Linked DNA regions of Homo sapiens: region 2 is linked to region 1. Evidence: read pairs that join two places in POLR2A ChIA-PET (ENCODE). Cell type or tissue: A673. All regions are shown on one strand. Links, peaks and the distances in the headings refer to the core of each region. The heading gives the core; the rest is flanking DNA. Region 1 holds the start of FRMD8 (FERM domain containing 8). Region 2 overlaps SCYL1 (SCY1 like pseudokinase 1).

Region 1 (15,624 bases), core at 3,168-11,167:
TCTCCCAGTGCCCCTCCTTGACTAGACCCGGGTTCTAGCCTCCCCACCACCACCGCAGACACTCCCAGGTGTCAGTCTTTGACATAAAACAGAGATGTGATACTCACCTCTTAGTGAGTTCTAAGGATTAAAGCACTTTAAAAAGTGGCTGGCACGTAAATGGCAACTGCTAATACTTATTTCCACTCTCAGGACGCATGAGAATGACACAGGAAACAGGGGAAAGGGCCTGGCCCAGTGCCCCACACACAGCAAGTGAGCAGAGACTTTTCCTGCCTGTAGCATTTCATAGTTCTTAAGGCAATGCTGTCATCTTCTGTGGTTTTATTTATTTTTTTGGAGACAGAGTCTCACTGTTGTCCAGGCTGGAATACAGTGGCAGGATGGCGCTATCAGAGCTCACTGTGAGCTCACACTCCTGGGCTCCAGCGATCCTCCCACCTCAGGCTCCTGAATGGCTAGGACCACAGATGTGTGCCACCACACCTGGCTAATTTTTGGGTTTTTTACAGATGGCGTCTCACTATGTTCCCCAGGCTGGTCTTGAACTCCTGGCCTCAGGCGATCCTCCTGCCTCGGCCTCCCAAAGTGCTGTGGTTTTAAATGTGCTGTTCTCCTGGGCTTCTTTCTCTTTCCCCTCTTCCTTAACTCACCAATTAAACCACAACAGACACTTTCTGAGGGCAGGGCCACGTCTCCCCTCAGTCTCCATCCCCTGACCTAGCACAAGCCCCGCATCCAGTAAGCATTCAAAACAACACTGAACTCTTCTGCTCCTGCTTCACTCCAGCTGGGTCAAGAGGCCATGGAGATACAGTGTGTCCTGGTCTGAGGGTCCCAGAGCTGAGAACCAGGAAGGAGATGCCTGCCCCCACTGGACACCCTTCCCTGCAGCCCACATCTGAGCTTCCTCAAGTCCTTAAGTCACATTGGCAAGGCAAATGTGATGTCATGGGCTCAGCTGTGGGGCAGTGTGGATCATAGGAGGGCAGGCAGAGCTGGTTCACATACCAAAGAAGGCTGGACTGGGTCAGGAGCTAGAGCTGCTTTCCAATCCCAGGGAACCAGGGCAAAGTGAACCCACTGCCCTCTGTTCCTGATCACCAAGCCCACTGCTGTCACTTGGGACAACTTCTGGTTCCTCTGGCCCCAGAAGGTGCCCCATGGACTTATTTTTCTCCCTGAGTTCCACATCTCAGATGCACACATGTTGCATTACCAGGACATGTCAGTGACATGGCCCTGAGGGTAGGTGGTTTCACACCTGCCTCTTTGGGGCCCCAAGTCTCCTCCCAGCCTGGGAAAACCTCAAGGTCTCCCAGGCTGTTGTGTAAGATAGTAAGGGCTCATGTCACTGCTCCCTGGAAAAACAGAGTGTCTGTCCTGGTTTTCTGATTTAGACATATATATATAAATTTTTTTTTTTTTTCAGACGGAGTCTCGCCGTCGCCCAGGCTAGAGTGCAGTGGTGTGATCTCGGCTCACTGCAGGCTCCGCCCCCTGGGGTTCACACCATTCTCCTGCCTCAGCCTTCCCGCGTAGCTGGGACTACAGGCGCCCGCCACCTCGCCCGGCTAATTTTTTGTATTTTTAGTAGAGACGGGGTTTCATCGTGTTAGCCAGGATGGTCTGGATCTCCTGACCTCGTGATCCGCCCGCCTCGGCCTCCCAAAGTGCTGGGATTACAGGCGTGAGCCACCGCGCCCGGCCGACATAGACATATATTAATAATCATTTAGAGAGTAGGGATAGTCCTTGGGGGTCATTCAGTTCAACCACCTCATTTTACAGATGAGGAAAACTGAGGCCCAGAGGAGAAGGGACTTGTCCAGGATGAGTCTGGGCCAGGACTCATTCTCCTGACCACTGCCGAGAGCGCCACGGTACAGGCCGCTGCCAGCGCCGCATGGATCCCTGGCACGTGCCAGGAAGTGTCCATTTCACAGGCAGGGAACTAGCCCGAAGACCCAGCGTGGGCAGGCCAACGCCCCTAGCCTGATTCTCGAATCTTCGCCAAACCCTCTTACAGGCCAACAGTCGGGGCCTTTGTGAAGGGAAACTCGCTCTGGGTCACTCTGGTGGTGGCGGGGCTGGTACGTGACGCGGCCACCCCACGGGCGTGATGAGACACGCGAGGCTGGCGTCCGGGCATGCGCGGGCCGCGCGGGGCGGCCCTGGGCTCCCATTGGCTCCCCCGGGTCGAAGGGGGCGGGGCCTCGGGCGCCGCGCTTCCTCCCGCCGTGGCTTCCGCGTCGCTTCCCGGTCAGCTGCGTCCTTAGCGGGAGCCCGAGTGCGGGCGGTGGCGGGCTTGGCGGCGGGGCAGGATTCCAGGCAGGAGCCTTGCCTCTCAGGTGGCGGGCTCTGCGACCCTGCGAGGTGAGAGCACAGCGACGTCTGGCCCGGGCCTCCGTCCCCGGCTGGGCGTGCGCCTTGCCCTGCCTGGGCATCCAGGTCGACCCCCGGTTCTTGACCGTAGCAACCCGCACCCCTCCCACCAGCGCCCGGTCTGCACTCTTGGCCCCTCCAGGCAGCGCCGCTCAACCTTGCGGACCCAGCCTGGGATCCCTTACCGTACTCACCGAGAGCTTGAGGAGACCTCCAGCCCCCCATCCCTGGCTCCCGGTAACTGCTGTTTCTCTTTGCCTTTGCAGATGGACGGGACAGAAGGCAGTGCCGGGCAGCCCGGCCCCGCTGAGCGATCCCACCGAAGCAGCGTGTCCTCCGTGGGAGCCCGAGGTGGGTCCCACCCGCATCTCCTCTTCCACACCCTCCTGGGACCCCAGCCCTGGAGAAGTAGCTCTGGCTTGTCTTCTTTTTCATTAAAGATAATTTATGTATCGACTAAGAAATAATAAGGTACATTCAGATGTGGAAAACTCACAGAAGTCAGAGGCTCTGTCACTAGTTTACTGGCCAGGTTGGGTCCTCGCTCTCATTTGTAAAATGAGCTTGTTTAACATAGCTGTGAAATTCAAATGAGATTATATGAATGAAAAGTGAAGGCTGATGTGGTTCATGCTTGTAATCCCAGAACTTTGGGAGGCCAAGGTGGGCAGACCACATGTGCCCAGGAGTTCGAGACCAGCCTGGGCAACATAGACAAAAAAGAAAGTGACACGTTCACTTTCTTTGTGTCATTTCTTTTTTTCTTTCTTTCCTTTCTTTCTTTCTTTGACAGAGTCTCCCTCTGTCGCCCAGGCTGGAGTGCAGTGGTGCGATCTCAGCTCACTGCAAGCCCCGCCTTCGGGGTTCACGCCATTCTCCTGCCTCAGCCTCCCGAGTAGCTAGGACTACAGGCGCCCGCCACCACGCCTGGCTAATTTTTTGCATTTTTAGTAGAGACGGGGTTTCATCGTGTTAGCCAGGATGGTCTCGATCTCCTGACCTCGTGATCTGCCTGCCTCAGCCTCTCAAAGTGCTGGGATTACAGGCGTGAGCCACCACACCCGGCTGTGTCCTTTCTTTCTCCCAAACAGCCTTTTGAAAGCAGGGATCAGGCTGGGCGTAGTAGCTCACACCTGTAATCCCAGCACTTTGGGAGGCCGAGGCGGGTGGATCACTTGAAGTTGAGAATTCCAAGAGCAGCCTGACCAACATGGAGAAACCCCTGTCTCTACTAAAAATGCAAATTAGCTGGGCGTGGTGGCACATGCCTGTAATCCCAGCTACTCAGGAGGCTGAGGCAGGAGAATGACTTGAACCTGAGAGGCGGAGGTTGCGGTGAGCTGAGCTCGCACCATTGCACTCCAGCCTGGGCAACGAGGGTGAAACTCCGTCTCAAAAAAAAAAAAAAACAGGGATCATATCATGATCTTCATTTGATAGGGAGGAAACTGGGCCCTAGGGAGGTTAAGTCCCAGGCAGGCTGTGGAAGCTCTCCAGGTGATTACATACTGCAGCTTCTGGTGCCTCAGTTCTTGCCTGAGAAGTAGATCTGAACCTGAGCCTCCTCGAAGTGATTTTGTGATCTCTGAGAGTAGCTGCTGGAGCATAACAGACTGGGGGTCCGAGGAGCACCTTCTCTTGTGTAGATGAGAAACCGTGCCCTTCCCTTCCACACACTCTTGGAGGGAGGAGTATTAGCTCTACTTTTACAGATGAGGCAACTGACAACTTAAATTGACTCCCTGAAGTTGGCCAGCGACCAGGCAAGGATGGGAACCCGAGTATGTCGGCCCCAAACTCCAGTGTTCCTTCACCATGCCTGCAGTCTCAGGGATGGGGATTTGAATCTGGTTGCTCTTCCAGGTGTCTCCATTTGGCTCTGGAACCCACAAGTTGTCACAAGGGAACTCTCAGCTATTTGGGCTGTTCTTCCCTAGCCTGCTTCGTATTGACTCCTGAGGCTTAAAGAGTCCTCAGACTTAAAGAGTCCCAAGGAAGCTGAGACCTGGAACTTGCTTTAACCTGGGTGACCTAAAGAATTATCTCTTCGCATCTTAGCCTCAGTCAGAGAGAGACTTGCCTAAGGACAGCAGCGGGTTACCAGCTCTCGCTCCTGCCAGCCAGCCAGACTAACTGCCATAGCCTCAGGATGGTTTCAGCCTCTCTATGCTGTGGTTTCAGCCTCTCTGTGCTGTAGTTTCACATCTGTGGCATGTTCTTGTTCAGGGCAGAAGAACAGTTGAATCCTTGGGGCAGCTATGGTGGTGAGGGGCAGGTTTGCAATGGCCAGGCTTAATTTGAATCTTGGGGGATTGCGGTGGGGCTGGTCTCTGGGCAGGAGTTACTGGGTTTCTGGGTGGTTTAAGGGTGTCAAGGAAGCACTAATAGATAGCATTCGTGATAGGGTCTTTTGGGGCTGCTGGGGCTCTGCCTCTGGCGAGGACTCTGTCTCAGGAGCGTAGCCCTGGTCACCCCTGAGGGGTGTAGGGTGGGGGCTCCAGCCCCAGTGGGTGGTAGAGGGTGCCTGGTTGGCCTGGCCTGGCTGTGCCAGGCAGAGGCCTCAGCTGAGCCTGCCTGGTCTCCATCACAGCGGCTGACGTGCTGGTATACCTAGCGGATGACACGGTGGTGCCCCTGGCTGTGGAGAACCTGCCCTCGCTCAGTGCCCATGAGCTGCACCGCGCTGTCCGCGAGGTCCTGCAGCTTCCAGACATCGCCCTGGATGTCTTCGCGCTCTGGCTGGTCTCCCCTCTGCTGGGTAAGGCTTGGCAGTGAGGAGCCCAGGCTGGAGGGTTGGAAGGGCACTGACCAGTACAGGAGGGAGGGGGCAGTGTTTGGAGCCGCTGGGGAGCCGCTGGCCACTGCCCATGGGGAAAGGTGGGACTTGGGTTTATCCTGAGCTGTCCACCTGTCTGAGCACCTAGAGCCCTGAGAAGGCCCCCGCTCCTGGCCCTGCTGTCTGTCTTTCTGCTGGTGGTGGAGGAGTGGACACGCCTGCCCCCCAGGTCGTGCTGGGACTGGGTGGTCCAGGAACAGTACCGCAGGAGGGAGGGAGGAAGGGGGCCTTGTCTGCCGAGCATAACCTTTGCCACAACCTGGGTGGTGTTTGGGAACCATGATTTCACCTTGTCCTCAGGCCTAGGCCAGTCTTGCAGATGGAAGTTGTAGTTAGGGTGGCGAGACCACTGTGTGGCAGGAGCAAGACAGACCCAGGCCTGAGTGGCTTCCCGGTCGGCCTCTTTGAACTGTTCCTGTTCCTTGGGGACAGGGAGGAGAAGGGACATGGCTCAGGAAGTAGGCCCCTCTGACCCTGAGGCTCTTAGTGAGGGTGGGAAGAGTAGAGACTTGACTTCTCTGGGAGGGGGGTCTTCAGCCTCCAGCCCTGCCTGGCTGGCCTCGTGACCACCCACATCCTGCCCTTTCAAGCTGAAATTGCAAGATGGAGGGACTTAAGGGCGGTGGCTCTCTAGACACTCAGCCCAGGGTCCCTCAGTGAACAGGGTCTCTGAGCCTGCTGGTTCGCACAGGAGGGGGCCAAGGGAGAGGCTGCCCCATGTTGTTTAGTAAATCGGTGCCATAGGCCGGGCGAGTTTTCTTAGCTTACACATTCCCTTCGTTATAGAGGAATGCAGGCAAGAAGAGGGTGACCAGTCCCATTGAGGGAGTGCGTAGGACAGCCTGGTTTAGGTCCAAGGGGCCCCCAGCAGTTATGTCTTCTCCTGAGGCTGCTGGTTGGGGGAGAGGGAACATTTGGCACCCCTGCTCCCCACCCTCATCCTTCTCTCCACCCCCTCCCCCCTGCCAGTAGGAGCTTCCTGCTCAGCTGCTGCTGGGAGGTGCCCGCCCACCCTCTTCCTGCTGCCCCGGCTCCTCGGCCACCTCATGCCCAGCCTGGTCACCTCTCTTTCACCTCCGGGCCTCGAGTCAGGACTGTGGGCCCCTTGGTTTGTGTCTGAAAGCTGGGGGTACAGTTCTGCATGGGTTGGCCCCTGCCTTACCTCGGGAAGCTCCCAGAGCCTGCTGGGCAGCCTGCCTCCTCCTCTCACCTCCTCCGTCTCCACTCCCTCCTCACCACATTCCGGCTCTCCCACGGCCGGAGGCCGTGAATGGGCTGCTTTGTTGCCCGGCCCACACAGGAGGATGGTGGCAGAAGACCCCGGCACAAAGTCAGCACCCACTCTGTTCCCAGGCTGGGTTCAGGGAGGCTGAAAAGCCACTTCAGCTGTGACTTGGGCCCCCCCAGAACCCTTTTCCCCCGGCCCCTGCACCCCTGATGGGGTGAACCGGTGACAGATGCCCCAGGGCCGTGAGTGCCCTGCAAGGGCAGGGAGGGGCGCTGTCTTCTGGAGCTGCCCTTCATGCCGGATGTTTTGGCAGGGCTTAGCCTTCTCAATGTCGTTGTCACTCTGCGTGGAACAGGGCTCCAGGGCCCTTCCGTCCCATTTGGATAGCAGCCTCCAGGCAGGAAGGCCCCATCTGGAAGTGTCTGGGACTGCGGGAGTTCTGAAGACAGGAAGGAGTCTTTTGAGCTGCTGGGGCTTGGGGTTAAGGCTGGTCAGGGCTGGGCTGTAGGCAGCAGGAAGGACATCCTTGTCTCCAGGGTGTCCCTAGGCCCCATCTTGTCAGTTACTGTGCTTGTTCCACAAGGACGTGCAAAGCCTCTCTCAGGCCACGTGGTATTCTAGATGCTGGGAATACAGGAGGGAAGACCCTGGTGGAACTTAATTTAACTTAATTTTATTTATTTATTTTTTTTTTGAGACAGAGTCTCACTCTGTTGCCCAGGTTGGAGTGCAGTGGTGCAATCCCAGCTCACTGCAACCTCCGCCTCCTGGGTTCAAGCGATTCTTCTGCCTCAGCCTCCCGAGTAGCTGGGATTACAAGCAAGCGACACCACGCCTGGCTAATTTTTGTATTTTTAGTAGAGACGGGGTTTTCCCACGTTGAGCAGGCTGGTCTCGAACTTCTGACCTCAAGTGATCCACCCGCCTCAGCCTCCCAAAGTGCTGGGATTACAGACATGAACCATCACGCCCGGCCACCATTGGAATTTTAGAGCCTAAAGGATGGTAAAGGGGGGTTTAGGAAGCAGAGCTCTGTTCCTGGTTTAGCCAGTAGCCCCATGTGGCCTCAGGCACTGTGCCTTCCCCAGCTTCAGTTTCCCTGCTGTAAAGTGGGTGATCTCCATGTCCTCCAGCCCTTTGAGTTCCCAGACAGAGAGAGCATGAGGACCCCATGAGGGGCTCAGTGGCCAAGTGAGGGGAGTTAATGGAGCCCTTTCTGGAGGGAGTGGGGAGGCAACTATTGGGGGTAAATGGTGTTTCCCTACTGGAGGTGGTGACAGATGGGTGGGGCCCAGGGTCTAGGTTGTAAAGGAGGGCTGTGGGGCCTCTGGGAAATCTGGACCAGAAATGTTGGGACGAGAAAGGGCTGCAGAGGCTGGATGCAGGGGTGGGTGGAAGGGCTGTGGGCAAGGGGGCCCGTGTGGAGCTGTGGCTGCTCTTCCAGGTGGAAGGCCCAGATGGCCCAAAGAGCAGAGACAAGGACCCCTGGCCTCAGGCCAGCAGGAGGGGCGATTGGCCATCAGTGGGGACTGCCTAAGGGTAGAGCAGGGAGATGTGGATCAGGCAGCGCTCGGGAAGCTTGGAGCAAGCGCTGGCTCCTGCACCCCGGTGACGGACATCCCCATACATCTCTGGATGAACTTGGAAGTGGCCTCACACCTCTCAAAGGCAGAGAACCCGGTGGCCACTGTTTTTTGGTGGGTGCTGGTGTGTGAGCTGAAAGGCTTTGTCCCTCCTGGCCTGAGGCATTGAGTCCTGGGTCCAGAGCAGTGGTGGCATGGGGCAGCCTGGAGTTTGAGGGGCTGGACTGCTGCACTTGGTCATTCTGCCAACCCCTGGCGAGGTCACTGTGCCCCAGGGATACGGCGGTGGACAATTCTGCAGCCCCTGTGGGTGGCAGCAGCGAGGAATGTCAGGTAGTGATCAGCCTGTGAAGGCAAACAGATGTGGCACCATTGGGGTGATGGAAAATTTTGAGGAGGGGCTGCCTTAATTAGGGGTCCAGGGAAGGTGGCCCTTGAACTTAGACCTGAATCAGCCAGCCACGGGAGGATCTGGGGCAAAGGAGTCCAGGAAAAGAAGAACATCAAGCGCAGAGGCCCTGGCACAAGCAAGCTGGGGATGATTTAAGGAGATTTAAGAAGGCCAAGGTGGCAGGAGCAGAGTGGGAGAGGCAGTGAGAGAGGAGATAAGGTGGGAGGGCCAGGCAGGAGCTGGGTTGCGTGTGGGCCACGGAGGTGCAGAGCTTGCAGGATGGAAGGTCAGCTGGAGCTCCTCAGAGGTGTCAGAGGTGGGCAGTGATGACGGGGAGGCCCAGGCTCTGCCAGTGGGGGGGCAAGGCAGCCCCTTGGGCCTCTGGGCCCCAGTTGTCAATTTCCAGTTCTGCTTCCTGATGGCACTGAGGGTTCCTTTGTGCCCCAGCACCTTCCATTGGCCAGTCTCCAGTTTCAGCTTGCCGTGGGGCTGCAGTGAACACTTAGTGGCTGGCTCTGCCTGGAGCCAGACCCCCGTCGCTTGCTGTGTGACTGTGGACAAGGAACTTGGCCTCTCTGAGGCTCATTTGCTCTATGGGTGAAATGGGGGATAGGGTTATTGCAGAGTAAATGGCTCTGGACCCTTGGCACCTGCTCAGTTACTATTGGTTGCGACTGTCGTCATGCTGTGCGGTGTGATAGGTGGAAGGGCAGCCACTGGACTGGCCGGAGGCTGCATGGGCCACTCCCCATCTCGTCCTGCAGAGGTGCAGCTGAAACCCAAGCACCAGCCCTACAAGCTGGGACGCCAGTGGCCGGAGCTGCTGCTGCGCTTCACCAGTGCCCCAGACGATGACGTGGCCATGGGTCAGTGCTGCTGCCTGTCTGTCCTTGCCTCGGGACCACCTGAGTCTGCATCTCTGGCTCCCAGCCCAGCCAGGGCCCTGCCAGCAAGGAGCTGCCCTGGCTGAGGGGCAGGGCCTGCATCTCCCCCAGGCTCCGTCAGCCACCCCTGGCAGGGGAGGAAGGGGTCCCTGAGTGAAGCCCCATTGGGGGATGGGCTGGGAGCCACCGGGGCACGTTGGGATGAGCTGCACACTCCACCCTCTGCACGGCCCTCCGGTTTTCTCAGCCCTGGTGGGTGAGGTTGGTGGCCAGGGCCTGGGCCAATCGGGAGAGGGGAGGGCTAAGCAGAGTGGGGATGCCCGGCAGTGACCCAGCCTCTCTCCCCAGATGAGCCTTTCCTGCAGTTCCGAAGGAACGTGTTCTTCCCAAAGCGGCGGGAGCTCCAGGTGAGGCAGGAGCCCTGGTGGCCCCACCAGGCCTGGCCCCTTGTGCCCAGCCTCCCTGTCCCTAGACCCCTGGACATTCGCACCTTGCCCCAGCCCAACTGAGCAGCTCTCCCTGCCCCAGCCCAGCTGAGCGGCTGTCCCTGCCACACCCCCCTGCAGATCCATGACGAGGAGGTCCTGCGGCTGCTCTATGAGGAGGCCAAGGGCAACGTGCTGGCTGCACGGTACCCGTGCGACGTGGAGGACTGCGAGGCTCTGGGCGCCCTGGTGTGCCGCGTGCAGCTTGGGCCCTACCAGCCCGGCCGGCCGGCAGCCTGCGACCTGAGGTGAGGGCCTGTGTGACTTGAGGCGGGGGCGCTGGGTGGGGGAGTTTGTCCTTGGAATGGAACTTACAAGCAGTCTTCAGTCTCGCAAGGTGGGGGCAGGGTCCTGGAGTCAGGAGGCCTCAGCCCCGCAGGCTCACTCTGGCCCTAGGCAGTTGTTCCGCCCCTCAGCCTCCTTTTCCTCACCTGTCCTGGGCTGGAGCCTCAGGTGAAGTGAAGTCTGGGAGAAGAATCTGGAGCCCTGCCTCCTGCCGGCCAGGGTCAGAGGAGCTGGGCTTTTGGAGTCACAGCCAGGGACCACCCAGATACTGACCCTTTGTCACCAGTAACAGGCCAGCTTAGTTCCAGACTTCTGGGGTGTTCCCCAGGCGGTCGGCAAGCTGGCTGTCCACCTCCCAGCCCTCTCCAGGAGCCGAGTTCTCTGCTGTGTAAATTAGCAGGGCCTTGGGTGGCGAGGATTGAGTCTGCCCTGCCAAAGCCCAGGCCGGTCTCTGGTCTCCATGGAGGATTATCCCGAGGTTTAGAAATAATTCCAGTGAAGGGGCCGGACGCGGTGGCCCAGGCCTGTAATCCCAACACTTTGGGAGGTCAAGGCAGGCAAATCGCTTAAGGTCAGGAGTATGAGACCAGCCTGGCCAACATGGTGAAACCCCATCTCTACTAAAAACACAATAAGTAGCCAGGTGTGGTGGCACACACCTGTAATCCCAGCCGTTTGGGAGGCTGAGGCAGGAGAATCACTTGAACCTGGGAGGTGGAGGTTGCAGTGAGCCAAGGGCATGTCACTGCACTCCAGTCTGGGTGACAGAGTGAGACTCTGTCTTAAAAAAAAAAAAAATGCCGGGTGCGGTGGCTCACGCCTGTAATCCCAACACTTTGGGAGGCCGAGGCGGGCAGATCACCTGAGGTCAGGAGTTCAAGACCAGCCTCAACGTGGAGAAACCCCGTCTCTACTAAAAATACAAAATTATCTGGGCAAGGTGGTGCATGCCTGTAATCCCAGCTACTCGGGAGGCTGAGGCAGGAGAATTGCTTGAACTTGGCAGATGGAGGTTGCAGTGAGCCGAGATCAAGCCATTGCACTCTAGCCTGGGCAACAAGAGCGAAACTCCGTCTCAAAAAAGAAAAAAAAGGACTGAGCGCTCCAACTGCAGCTTATCTGATGGCCGGTCCACAGCCCACAGAGTACCCGCTGCCTGAGGCGGGGAACCAACTGTGGGTATGCCAGGGCCTCTCCTCCTTCATGTGGGGCGGGGGAGATGCCCTTTCTTTTGTGAGCCTGTGCTAGTTGTAGGTTGGCGTTTTCACGTTTTTATCTGGCAGAACAAAGCATTGAGAGCATTAAAACCCCTGCACCAGTTTTGGTTATAAAAGTTCCACCAGTTCAGAAATCCCAACGTTCCTGACTTGGTGACACAGATGTTGCTCTGAAACCCTCCTGCTGCAGTCTGATTCTAGGCAGGTGGGGGCTCTTTGTTCGGCCTCCAGACCTTCCCTCAGCCTCTCACCTCTGCTGTGAGCTGCAGACCTGGGCCCATCTCCTGGGCCTCCTTCACTCGCCTGGCTGCCCTGTGTGTCTGTGTGCCCTCGCAGGTGGGGGTCAGGGACCTCTGCAGTGCCGGGCACACTGCGGGTGCTCAGGGTGGTGGGTTCCTTCCCTTCTGGGGGTGAAGAGGGGCCTGGTGACTCCTCGTGTCTTTCCCTTCGGCTCCTATGAGTTTCCTGGGTGGACACGTGGTAACCAACCAGGCAGGAGGCAGGAAGGGTTGGGTGACAGGACCAGGCCCCATGGGGGCCCTTGGTGCACATGGGGCTGCAGTGCAGAGGCTGCCGGCTCAGGCAGGACTGGTGGGAAGTGCAGGAAGGTGGGGCCCGGGTTCCTGTTCCTGGATGGAGATGCAGGCATCTGGAGCCGCAGGATGAGCCTTTGGCTTCAGACGGTGACCCCGGGTCAGACGGGCAGAGGGACAGCCCCAGGTGGGCCTCATAGGGAGCCCCATCACAATCCTTGGCCTGCACCTGGAGAGCTTGTCAAGTTTTAGGGCCGGGGGAGCTCACCTGGGACAGGTGGGGGTGTCACCATCCCCACTCTGCAAAGGAAGCAGGCGCAGGACAGGAGGTGCCTCTCACCAGCTGTACAGCTGCTCTCGGCAGAAGCAGACAGGCTGGCCCTGGAGTCTGCCCTTCGGAGGGGGGCCGAGAACTGAACCCCCTCTGTCTGGTGCCTGGGTCTCCCCTTGTGGGCTCCTTACCCAGCCTCTGACTTGGAAGTAGATGTGTGTCTGCTTCCTCCAGGCAGCCTTGCTTCCCTCGCCCTCCCCCGTGAGCCTGGCACCTCTGGTTGGGCCGCTAGCACCTGTCTTCCTTCCTCCACAGGGAGAAGCTGGACTCCTTCCTCCCTGCCCACCTCTGTAAGCGGGGCCAGAGTCTCTTTGCTGCCCTCCGGGGCCGTGGGGCCAGGGCCGGGCCGGGCGAGCAGGGCCTGCTGAACGCCTACCGCCAGGTGCAGGAGGTCAGCAGCGACGGCGGGTGCGAGGCCGCCCTGGGCACCCACTACCGCGCCTATCTCCTCAAGTGCCACGAGCTGCCGTTTTATGGGTAAGAGCCACAGCCCCGCGGTCCCCCACCCCCTCCGCAGGCTGTTCTTGGGCTTTGCTAGCACAGCTGCCAGTGAGCCCACCTCTGCTCCAGCTGAGCTGTGTCCCCATGAAGTGGTGTCTTGTCACGAGCACCTCAGGCCCCACCGTTCCAAGCTGGGCACCTGTCCTCCCCTTCCTCCTGTCAGGGGCTGGGACACCTTGGATGGGTCCTCTCCTTCTACCTGGCACAGTCACCTCGTCACTGGCCCGGCCGACCTCGCCTTCAGCCAGCTGTCTCTGTCACGCAATTGTTGTCTAACAAACAGCTCTGTGCACCTACTGCACGCACGCTCCCTGGGCACTGGAGGTCCCCCTGAGCCAGAGACACCGTGCCCCTGCCTGATGAAGCTGATGTTCTAGTGGAGAGAGACGAGAACACAGAGGTTGAGGAGAGCCTGTCATTGGGCACAGGCGGCAGCCAGGAGACCAGAGGATGGGGTGTGGCTTGGGCCTTGTGGTCAGAACAGGTGAGATGGTCAGATGCAGGACGTTCTGAGGGCAGAGTGACAGGATTTGCCAGATGGATGTGCAGTGGATGAAGCGAAGGAGAGGAGGCAGAGAGGACTGGCCTAAGCCCCTGGCAGATGGCGTTGTCCTCCGCTGAGCTGGGGGCGGCACTGTGGAGTGGTCAGGGAAAGTTTAGGAATTTGGTTTTTTGTTTTTGTTTTGAGACAGGGTCTTGCTCTGTCACTCAGGCTGGAGTGCAGTGGCACAATCGTGGCTCACTGCAGGCTCGACCTCCTGGGCTCAAGCAAGCCTCCTGAGTCGCTGGGACCACAGGTGTGCAGCACCATGCCCGGGTAATTTTTCTTTCTTTTTTTTTTTTTTTTTTGAGATGGAGTATCGCTCTTGTTGCCAGGCTGGAGTGCAATGCCATGATCTCGGCTCACTGCAACCTCTGCCTCCCAGGTTCAAGCGATTTTCCTGCCTCAGCCTCCCAAGTAGCTGGGACTACAGGTCTGCACCACTATGCACGGCTAATTTTTGTATTTTTAGTAGAGATAGGGTTTCACCATGTTGGCCAGGCTGATCTTGAACTCCTCACCTCAGGTGATCCGCCTGCCTCAGCCTCCCAAAGTGCTGGGAGCCACCACGCCTGGCCTAATTTTTGTATTTTTTGTAGAGACGGGGTTTTGCCTGTTGGCCAGGCTGGTCTGGAACCCTGGGGTCAAGTGATGCTCCCGCCTCAGCCTCCCACAGCACTGGGATCATACGCATGAGCCACCGTGCCTGGCTGGGAGCTTGCTTTGGACATGTTGATTTTGAGATACTTGTTAGACGCCCCACTGGCGACTTCGAGTGGGCATCTGGTGTCTAGTGCAGTCTGAACTGGAGCTCGTATTTGGCGAATCCTATGCATATGGATGGCACCTGAAGCCTGGAGAGATGCTGGGAGGCAAGTGTGGGCCAGGTGAGAAGGGGCCCTGGGCCCCCCAGCAAGGCAGGAGGGCTCTACCCGCAGCAGCTCCTAGCGCATGCCCCGCTTGTCCTCCTGGCAGCTGGCGATGGATGTGGGCTCCAGCCTGGTGGGCGAGCGTGAGCAGGGATGGAGACAGTGAGTGTGACCAGCTGTCACAACTCTGCTGTAAAATGGGGTCAAGCAACGGGTCTTGTAGTGGTTTTGAGGGGGAGGTGACAGCCCATGTGTGCTGACCGGCAGGTGGCCCTCTCCTGGCTGCTTTGGTTTCCTCAGTGAAATCGGAGGGCTGGCCATCAGCTGAGCTTGGGGGACAGAAGTCTTCCGGAGGAGGCTGGAGCAGGACGGCCCCAGGAATTCAAGGTGGCCCATGCTGGTCTCCAGCCCCATCCCATCGCGTGGAGAGAGCGGGGTTTAACTTGGGCTCTGGCTCAGTGGGTGGTGAGGGCAAGGGTGAGCCTGAGGGACAGGAGAAGGCAAGGCTGCAGGAGGGACAGGTGGCAGCTCTTCTCAATGTTTTTTTTTTTTTTTTTTTTTGAGATGGAGTCTCGCTCTGTTGCCCAGGCTGGAGTGCAGTGGCACGATCTTGGCTCACTGCGAGCTCCGCCTCCCAGGTTCACGCCATTTTCCTGCCTCAGCCTCCGGAGTAGCTGGGATTACAGGTGCCCACCACCATGCCCGGCTAATTTTTTTTGTATTTTTAGTAGAGATGGGGTTTCACCCTGTTAGCCAGGATGGTCTCAATCTCCTGACCTCATGACCCGCCTGCCTCGGCCTCCCAAAGTGCTGAGATCACAGGCATGAGCCACCGCGCCCAGCCTCTTCTCAGTTTTGAGCCCTGGAGCCACTCCCCTCACCTCCTCGTGCTTCCCAGCAGGTCCCTGCTGCTGAAAGGTCTCCGCCTGGACAGTGGTCAGCAGGCTCTCCTGGCCACCTCCAGCAGCCCTGGCCCCCAGACCAAGTGCCAAACCCACGACTGGCTTTGCTCCACACCTGGGGCCACGCGCTTCCCTCCGCCTGCAGTGCCCACCCTTCTCTGTGCCATCAGGCCCTTCTCCCTCCGGTCGCACACTGCCAGCTCAGATGCTGCCACCCCTACGAAGCCTCCCCTTCATCCCACCTCTGTTTCTCCCTTCCCTGGGGCGGGTTTCAGTCACCCAAACAGCAGAAGTTCCTCAGAGCCCAGGTTGGGGCCTCGAGCAGCCTCCCTCAGCATTTCTGGTGCTGGCCGGAGGCTGACCCCAGTCCCCTCCCCAGGTGTGCCTTCTTCCACGGTGAGGTTGACAAGCCGGCCCAAGGCTTTTTGCACCGGGGTGGGCGCAAGCCAGTTTCTGTGGCCATCAGTCTGGAAGGCGTGCACGTCATCGATAGCAGAGAGAAGGTACTGCCCCCAGCTCCTCCAGGGTGGAGAGGATGGGAGGGGGCTCCTGACTCAGGTCTTCCTGGTTCCTCTGGGCCTGTGGGGGCCTGGGGGCAAGGTGGATGGACTGTCTGGGAGGGACCCTGCCTCCGTTGGATGTCCTCGTAGCCC
Region 2 (8,000 bases), core at 1-8,000, 150 kb after region 1:
ACCCACACCGTCCCCCTTTCCCCTCCTCCAGTGCCCACCCAGCCATGGGGGTCAGCAAGGAGAGGCCACTCCTGGGTCTAGAACCAGACCAGTTCTGCTTGGGGGATGGGCTCAGGTTGGGCTGAGGGAGGACTGGGGCTGTCCTCAGAATGGGGCAGAGCTGGGGGCCCAATTTCCCCATCTGGCTGACAGCAGCAGTTTCTGGCCCTCAAGGCTGTTGGAAGGGGCATCTAGATCTCATTCCCCAGCCTTAAAGAGGGGTGAGGGCAGGCCAGGGTCAGCGTCCATTTAATAGATGGGAAACAGGGCCTGAGGAGCAAATGAGGAGGAAGGCAAAAGACAGTGGTGGGGCCCGTGGCTGGGATGATGCTGGGGCGGGCTCACTTGCCCTTTAGCATGGGGTGGGAGTCAGTGGTCCCTTCCCACACTGCAGCAGGAGGCCGAGTCTGTGCTGGCCCAGCAGGACGACTGGAGCACCGGGGGCCAAGTGAGCCGTGCTAGTCAGGTGAGCTGGGTCTGGTGGGGAGGTGTGTGTATGGGGCTCTTTCCTCCTTGGGCCCAGGGCTACTTCCCCCTCCCGCTCTTCTACAGGTCAGCAACTCCGACCACAAATCCTCCAAATCCCCAGAGTCCGACTGGAGCAGCTGGGAAGCTGAGGGCTCCTGGGAACAGGGCTGGCAGGAGCCAAGCTCCCAGGAGCCACCTCCTGACGGTACACGGCTGGCCAGCGAGTATAACTGGGGTGGCCCAGAGTCCAGCGACAAGGGCGACCCCTTCGCTACCCTGTCTGCACGTCCCAGCACCCAGGTACCCAGCACAGGTCTGGCGAGAGGGTAGAGATGGTGGACCTCAGCCAGAAGTGGGCCCCACTGCAGCCCACACTTCTCTTTACAGCCGAGGCCAGACTCTTGGGGTGAGGACAACTGGGAGGGCCTCGAGACTGACAGTCGTAAGTGCTTCCCCTGGGTGGGCTGAAGACTAGGGCTCCCCGACTAGCCCGCCCCTACAGGCCCCCGGCAGGCACTGGCTGGAGAGCTGAGACCGGGGCTCCCCTTCCTGACGCCAGGACAGGTCAAGGCTGAGCTGGCCCGGAAGAAGCGCGAGGAGCGGCGGCGGGAGATGGAGGCCAAACGCGCCGAGAGGAAGGTGGCCAAGGGCCCCATGAAGCTGGGAGCCCGGAAGCTGGACTGAACCGTGGCGGTGGCCCTTCCCGGCTGCGGAGAGCCCGCCCCACAGATGTATTTATTGTACAAACCATGTGAGCCCGGCCGGCCCAGCCAGGCCATCTCACGTGTACATAATCAGAGCCACAATAAATTCTATTTCACACCCCTTGTGCCGGGCTCAGTCTAGCCCCTGGGAGGCGGCTGGGGTCTGGCGCCGCCCTGCGCAGCCCGCGCCCACGTCAGACGTGAACATCAATTTGCTTCGAAAGCCAAGGGTAAAGAGGCACGATCTGATTTATCAGTTTCTAGGAAACACCCTCTGGGAGGAAGGCAGGCAGCGCCCGCCGGAGACCTTACAACCGCCCGCTAACCGGGGAGGGGGGCCGGTAGGGGCGCCTCGGGTCTCAAGGCGCCGGGAGGGTCTGCGGGCCCTGAAGGTCCCTGGGTCCGAGCCACAAGTCGGGGCAGAAGTGAGGCCGAGCTCGCGGAAATCCCTCAGTGATCACCGAGGTCTGGGCCGAGGGCGGCGTCGGCGGCGTCAGCGGCGGCGCTGGGGAACGCAGGCCCCGTGCGGGCGGCTGCGCGCGAAGCCGGCTTTGCAGACGCAGCGGAAGGAGCCGCTGGTGTTCACGCAGCGCTCGCTCTTGCACAGCAGCCCGCGCTGGTTCAGCTCTCGGCACTCGTCGATATCTGAAGGTGAGGGCGACAGGTGCGGCTTCGCTGAGCCTCCAGGCGGCTCCTCACCACCGGCCCCGCCCCTGCCCCCACCCCCGAAGCCCGGCTCACCCACGCAGCGGGCGCGGGAGGCGTCGAGCTGGAAGCCGCCGGGACACTCGCACACGGCGCCGCCCGGCCGCGGCACGCAGCGGCCACTCACGCAGCGACACTCGTCTGAATCCTCCTCTGAACTGTCCTCATCTGCGTGGCCCGGAACAATATGGACTTCAACACTGAGCCCCGGCCAAAGGCTACCAACCCCGCCACCGCCCGACCCGGCAGCACTCACCTCTTGGGGGCTTCCCCAACAGCAGGGGGCTTGTGTCCCAGAAGGAATTGCTCTCGCTCTGCGATGTCGGGCAATGGGACCCTGGGAGGAGCAGAACTGGTCAGCGACGTCCGGGTCCCCGGGCCCTGGCCCCCATCCTCGCTCCCGGCCAACTCCTCCCCGACTGCCTTACCCGCGCCGCGCGGCGGGCACGGTCGGCATTGGGCGCCCCAGCCGCGGCCCTGGCGGCAGCAGCAGTCGTCGAAGGTGAGGGCAGGCCCGGCCAGGGGGCCAGCGCACATGCCGTCCTCTCCGCGCTGGCTCCAGCACACGTCGCGCCGCTCCGGGGCACGCTCTGCGGAAGACACCTGGCATCAGGGGAGGGGCCCAAGGCAGGAACCGCCCGCCTCCGCCCCACCCCACCTGCGCGGGGGCCACGTGACGGACAGGGCCCCGGGATCGGCCAAGGCCAACCCTCGCCCTCACCGGCCGGGCTCTCGGGGAGCTGGCAATCGCGGCCGGAGGGCCCGGGCACCCAGGGCGGGCGACACTCGCAGCGGTAGGAGCCCGGCAGGTTGACGCAGCGGCCAGGGCGGCAGGCTGCCGGGTCCTGGCACTCGTCCACGTCTACGAACAGCGAGGGGGTGGGTGGGGGCCGTCACAGCTCGGCCCGGGCCCCGCCCCTCCCGCGTACCCCACTCCCCGGCCCGGGCCTCACCCATCTCTTCCGGGCTCAGGCACTGGCGCTGCGCGGGACTGTACTCGGCAGGGGGCGTGCAGGCACAGCGGTAGCCGCCGCGCGTGTTCTCACACACTCCGTTCCGGCAGTTGGACTCGTCCAGGCACTCGTCCACGTCTGCAGGGAGGAAAAGCGTGGGTAGCAGGGGCAGGCCCGGGATGGGCGCGGTGGCGCGTGTCTCCCTGCCGCTTCCCCACGGCCGCCGGGGGGCGGAGCTCACCCACGCATTCCAGCAGGTTCCCGTCGTAGTAGAAGCCCTGCTTGCAGTAGCACTCGTAGCCAGGCTGCGTGTTCACGCACTTGCCCTCCTTGCAAATCTCCGACCCGAACAACATGCACTCGTCGATGTCTGCGGGGTGACAAACACTGGCCGCTCCGGTCCCGCAGCTGCAGCCCGGAGGCGTGGGCTGGGCGCACCACCGGAGCGAAGCCATCCCCGGGCGGGGCCTACAGGAGGGGCGGGGCCTACAGGGCGGGGCCTGCGAGGAAGGTGCGGGCGGGGCTTACCCGGCGCGGGCAGCTGACCCAGCGAGTCCCGGCGGGATCCGGGCGAGCCCAACCCGGGGTGAGAGGGCGCGGGGCGGGCGGAGCCGCAGGGCGCTTACCACGGTGGGCTGGGATGCCGTAGTTGACGATGTTGTTGTCCTGGGTGTAGCCCTTTCCGTCTGGGCAGAGGCTGTGGAACTCGGCTGCAGGGGCAGGGCGGCCGTGGGGAGGGAAGAGGCAGGACTGAGCGCGCGCGTGGGCTTAGGGCTGCAGCCCGCCGCCTATTTCCCAACTGCCAGGGGGCGCCATTTCCCACATTTGGCTTCCAGATGAAGAAACTGAAGATCTGGGAAGGGGCCTGCCCGGCTCCTGACCTGAGCTGTAGACTGGGCAGGGGTAGATTTCGCAGTGGTCGCCCCAGCCGGCCCCCAGAGAGCAGCAGCACTCCTGCTGGGTCACGTTGGTGGCCAATACGCTGTCGCAGAACACTGTGTCATCGAAGTTCAGGTAGCACTCCTTCTTGTGGTGGGGCTGCTCCACCTCTGAGGGGCAGACGGCAGCTCAGGGTTGTGCACAGACCCCCCTTGGCCCTGTCCACCCTGCCCACCCACCACAGGTCTTTCCCCCCACATTCCCTGGCTCCCCTTAGCCTCCTCCTGAGAGTTGGCTCTGTTCTCAACGTGGTGTTCTGGACCCTTCATCGTCTGGCCCCACCAGACTCCCCCAGCCAAAAGAGATTTCTTCCGGTTCCCCAAATTTAGGAGGGTGGGGCCAGGACACATCTCTGAATCCCAGCTGCAGCTCAGGGGAGTTGTCCAGTCCGAGGGAGGAGCTGGGAGGACACTCACCCTCACAACCGTGCTGGTCCTGGGTGGGAGTGAAGCCCTCATCGCAGACACACACATAGGAGCCCTGAAGGTTCTTGCAGGCCCCATGGGGAAGGCACAGGCTCGGGTCCTGGCTGCACTCATCTATGTCTGCGGGGCAAGAGTAGCGCAGCTGGAAACCCAGCCCCTCTTTCCCTGGGGCTGCACCTCAAGGGCCTCACACAAGTTCAGAACCTGAATTTCCACTTTGGTTTCAAAGTATGTACAGCAGGAAGTCTGCTGTGTCTGTGCATGTGTCTGAATGTGCATGTGGACATTAGCTGCTGTCCTTCATAACACCTTCAGTGGCTCCCACTAACCTTACAAAACCTAAAAGTATCAGAAGCCCAAATGGAAAGGCCTCAAATGCAATTGAGCTTCCGATACCTTTAGGTCTCATCACGCCTTACTCTAGACCACCCTCCACTCCCCAACTCTGTGCTCAGGGCACCCTCCCCTCCTCTGTAAACACAACTAGCTCCTTCCAGATCTCTATGCTTTGCAATTACTGCTCTTTGGTCCTGGAATGACTTCTCGTGCCTTGCCTTTCCCATGCCTAGGGAACTCCTACTTACGTTTCAGTCCAGTTCAACATTCACCTCCCCATTGCAATTAATCATTAGTCTATACCTTTCTTGGCACCCAGGACCCTGAACTGTCAGAATCAGTTTACATGTTGGCCTCCCCTAGCTGGGAGCCCTGGGTGATTGTTGATTACCTAGTACAAAGCACAGAACCTGGAAAATAGTAGGTGCTCAATAAACTTTTTTTTTTTTTTTTTTTTTTTTTGAGATGGAATCTCACTCTCTGCCCAGGCTGGAGTACAGTGGCGTGATCTCGGCTCACTGCAACCTCCGCTTCCCATCTTCAAACGATTCTTCTGCCTCAGCCTCCCGAGTAGCTGGGACTACAGGCGTGCGCCATCACGCCCGGCTAATTTTTGTATTTTTAGTAGAGATGGGGTTTCACCATATTGGCCAGGCTGGTCTTGAACTCCTAACCTCATGATCCGCCCGCCTCAGCCTCCCAAAGTGCTGGGATTACAGGCATGAGCCACCGCCCCCAGCCTGAGCCACTGCACTCAGCCTAAACTTTTGTTGGATGAATGCATGTGTATGGGTGAGTTGATGGGGAAGACCAATACATTAATATCTGTAAAGAGCTTAACAGAGTGCCTGGCACATAGTAAGCACCACGATAGCACTAACTGTCATGTTTACTGTGATCATTGTTATTCTAGGTGAAAGACTGGAAGGCTGAGCAGATGGATGGGTGGGTGAGTGGAAGGATGAATGGAAGGATGGATGGATAGAAGGATGGATGGATGGATGGATGGATGGATGGATGGATGGATGGATAGATGGATGGATGGATGGATGAAGGATGGTTGGATGGGTGGATGGATGGATGGAGAAAGGCCACAGTGTGTCTAGGGAATTACTGCTCCCTGCCACATCCCTCAGGAACCCTCAGCCAGTCCCCCATACCTTGGCATTTCCTGCCACCCACCAGCCGATGCCCCTGGGGGCAAAGACATCTGTAGGAGCCATTGGTATTGATGCAGTCACCCCCAATGCAGGCTGCAGGGAAGTCACACTCATCAATGTCTGTAGGGGATGGAAGGGGTGGAGAATCTCAGGGGCTGATCACCAACCCCAGCCTGAGGCAGCCAAAGCTTTCTCCCAGAGCCCTGGGTCAGTCCCACGCCCCTATGCCCCAACTGAGATCTGGATTAGGACTGGACCCTGGGGGGTGGGGGTCCTGGGGTAGGGAGGGACAGGTCAGCACCCCAGCTCTAAGATCCCTCACCCTCGCAGTGGCTCCGGTCCCTGGACAGATGGTAGCCAGAGAGGCACTGACACTGGAAAGATCCTGGCGTGTTGCTGCAGATGCCATTGTCACACACGTCCCCAGCCTCACACTCGTCCACATCTGCAGGGCATAGGGGGTGTCAGAGGACCAGGCTGGGTGGTCTTGGGTTTCTACTACTGTTTTCTCACTTCTGCGCATGGCCTGGAGCACCAGAGCTGAGGCCAGCAGCACTCAGAAGCACAGGCCTCACCCTGCTTCTGGGTGGCACACAGTGCCCTGACGACCAGGTCAGGTGCTGCCAGGGTCCCTAGGCCAGGTCTGATGCTAAAGAGCCTCCCCAGCCTCCCCCGCCCTCTCTCCCTGCCCCAGCCGCTTTCACTGCTGCTCCCACCCTTCCCTCACCTGCCATGGCTCCCTTTTTCCTCTGGGGATAAACTCCCTATCCTTGTTCTTCCCACTTTCTTCTGCTCATGCAGTAAAGGAACTTGACCCTCCCCCGGGACACACTTTCCTGAGGCCTCTCTGATGGAGCCAGTTGTTGCCCACATCCCAGACCCCTCCAAGCCTGAGCTCGGCCTCTGAGGTGCCGCCGGCCTCCTGCAGCCTCAGTCCTCCTGTGGCTGTCAGCACCCACCTTCCTCATTCCTCCTGCTCTGTTTTTCTCTCCATCCTGGGAGTTTCGAACATCCGCGTGGACAACCAGGTCAGCCTCTGACCTCACATTCCTGGATCTCTCGGCTTCCGTGACCTTCCCCTCACTCTCAGGGTCCCAAGGGGATTTTCATCACTCAGATCTGCTCCACCCTGGGGCCCTCAGAGGCTGCCTTCTTTCCACTGTTCTCAAGTCCTCACCTCCACCTTCTCTCTCACAGGGCTTGGTGGCCTCCCTCTCAGTCCTCCGAGCTTGCCTGACACCCCCAGACTCTGATAGTTCCCAGCTGGAGCCCAGGGCTTATCATCCCTAGGACTCCCGTCCCTGATCCATAAACACCTCTCCTTCCTCCTCACTGTCTGGCAATGCCCAGTCTCTGGTCAGAGCTGTGGCCTGTGGATCCTGGGTGCGGAGTGGGACTGGAGCAGCCACCAAGCTGAGCATGCTGGAACATACCCACAGGCTTCAGCCTCAGTCCAACAGAGCCTCGTGTGGCTGGCACCTCCCTCTCTGACTCCTCTAAAGCTTTGACTTCCATAAAGCCCCTAGGCAGCCCCATGCCCTGGGATACTTCCAAACCGCCACTGTTCTCCTGAGTCCCCTACTCAACCCAGGCCCTTCACTGTGTATTGAGAGAATTAAAGGTAATCCCCCTTAACCCACTGAACATCGTTATCTACATCCATTCCCCTCCTGCTCCTGTTACAGCAAGAGATGTCCCTTCCGCTGGCTCTCCTCCCTCCTCTCCTGACCCTGCTGCCCTCGTCTCCTGGTCCACTCTCCTGGCATCACCTCCTCAGCCTATACCAAAGCCCCACTTTGGAAGAGCAAGAGTCCCCAGGTCTTGTTCTTCTTCACTTTCTGCCCACATATCTCTGGCCTCTGTCCCTATCATATCCCAAAAGCTACCCTGCCAAGGCTACCAGGGACCTTCTTGCCAAGGAAGGCATCACTAGGATTTCCATGTAGGATTAGGGGGCAGACCCCTAAGTCTTGTCCTAAGACTTATTGTCTCACCAGTTATTATTTTACAAGAACCTCTCTACTGCACTTGGCTCATCCTCCTCCTTCCCTGGAAATATGTCCTCCCCAGCTTCCCAGATGGTGCCCCTCAGGCGCCCCTGCCATCCCTCCCCCACCATCTCCTCCAACGCCTTCCGCAGCCTGCCCCTGAACTGTCAGTGTCCACAAGGCTCTGCTAGATGCTCTGCTTACCCAACCCACCTTGGGTTGGCTAAGCAGGCCCACCCAAGACTCCATAGCTCCCCCGGTCCATGGTCCATCATTCCAGGTG

Evidence for each region. Peaks named below come from ENCODE experiments on the same cell type or tissue, not always from the same donor. Only the 100,000 strongest peaks of a DNase experiment are listed, where the experiment ranks them.
Region 2: POLR2A ChIA-PET joins it to region 1 with 16 read pairs; 11 of 35 experiments call an interaction of 5 or more read pairs at or near these places.

Annotation. Positions count from the first base shown.
Region 1 is chr11:65,384,386-65,400,009 of GRCh38, forward strand. FRMD8 (FERM domain containing 8) reads left to right here and starts at 2,252. Exons shown (of 11, transcript NM_031904.5): 1 at 2,252-2,376; 2 at 2,652-2,736; 3 at 4,976-5,143; 4 at 9,188-9,289; 5 at 9,656-9,714; 6 at 9,874-10,040; 7 at 12,414-12,635; 8 at 15,351-15,474. The coding sequence starts at 2,652. RefSeq lists enhancers at 1,968-2,556, 4,596-5,230, 8,167-8,753 and a silencer at 2,059-2,638. In A673, for the core only: no CTCF peak of the experiment used is centred there; DNase peaks (open chromatin) are centred at 6,066 and 6,836; H3K4me3 peaks cover 2,226 bases; H3K27ac peaks cover 5,312 bases.
Region 2 is chr11:65,537,376-65,545,375 of GRCh38, forward strand. It overlaps SCYL1 (SCY1 like pseudokinase 1), which reads left to right. Exons shown (of 18, transcript NM_020680.4): 15 at 434-505; 16 at 592-807; 17 at 895-949; 18 at 1,067-1,329. The coding sequence ends at 1,191. It overlaps LTBP3 (latent transforming growth factor beta binding protein 3), which reads right to left. Exons shown (of 28, transcript NM_001130144.3): 17 at 6,052-6,174; 18 at 5,730-5,849; 19 at 4,225-4,353; 20 at 3,751-3,918; 21 at 3,496-3,579; 22 at 3,111-3,239; 23 at 2,870-3,007; 24 at 2,638-2,778; 25 at 2,345-2,506; 26 at 2,173-2,253; 27 at 1,953-2,084; 28 at 1,184-1,856. The coding sequence ends at 1,705. Among named protein-coding and RNA genes, the nearest start is that of SCYL1, 16 kb to the left of the region's middle. RefSeq lists enhancers at 629-1,133, 1,134-1,637, 3,243-3,537, 3,754-3,803 and silencers at 2,494-2,693, 2,744-3,503. In A673, for the core only: CTCF peaks have their summits at 2,939 and 3,680; DNase peaks (open chromatin) are centred at 3,016, 3,366 and 3,646; H3K4me3 peaks cover 1,208 bases; H3K27ac peaks cover 2,338 bases.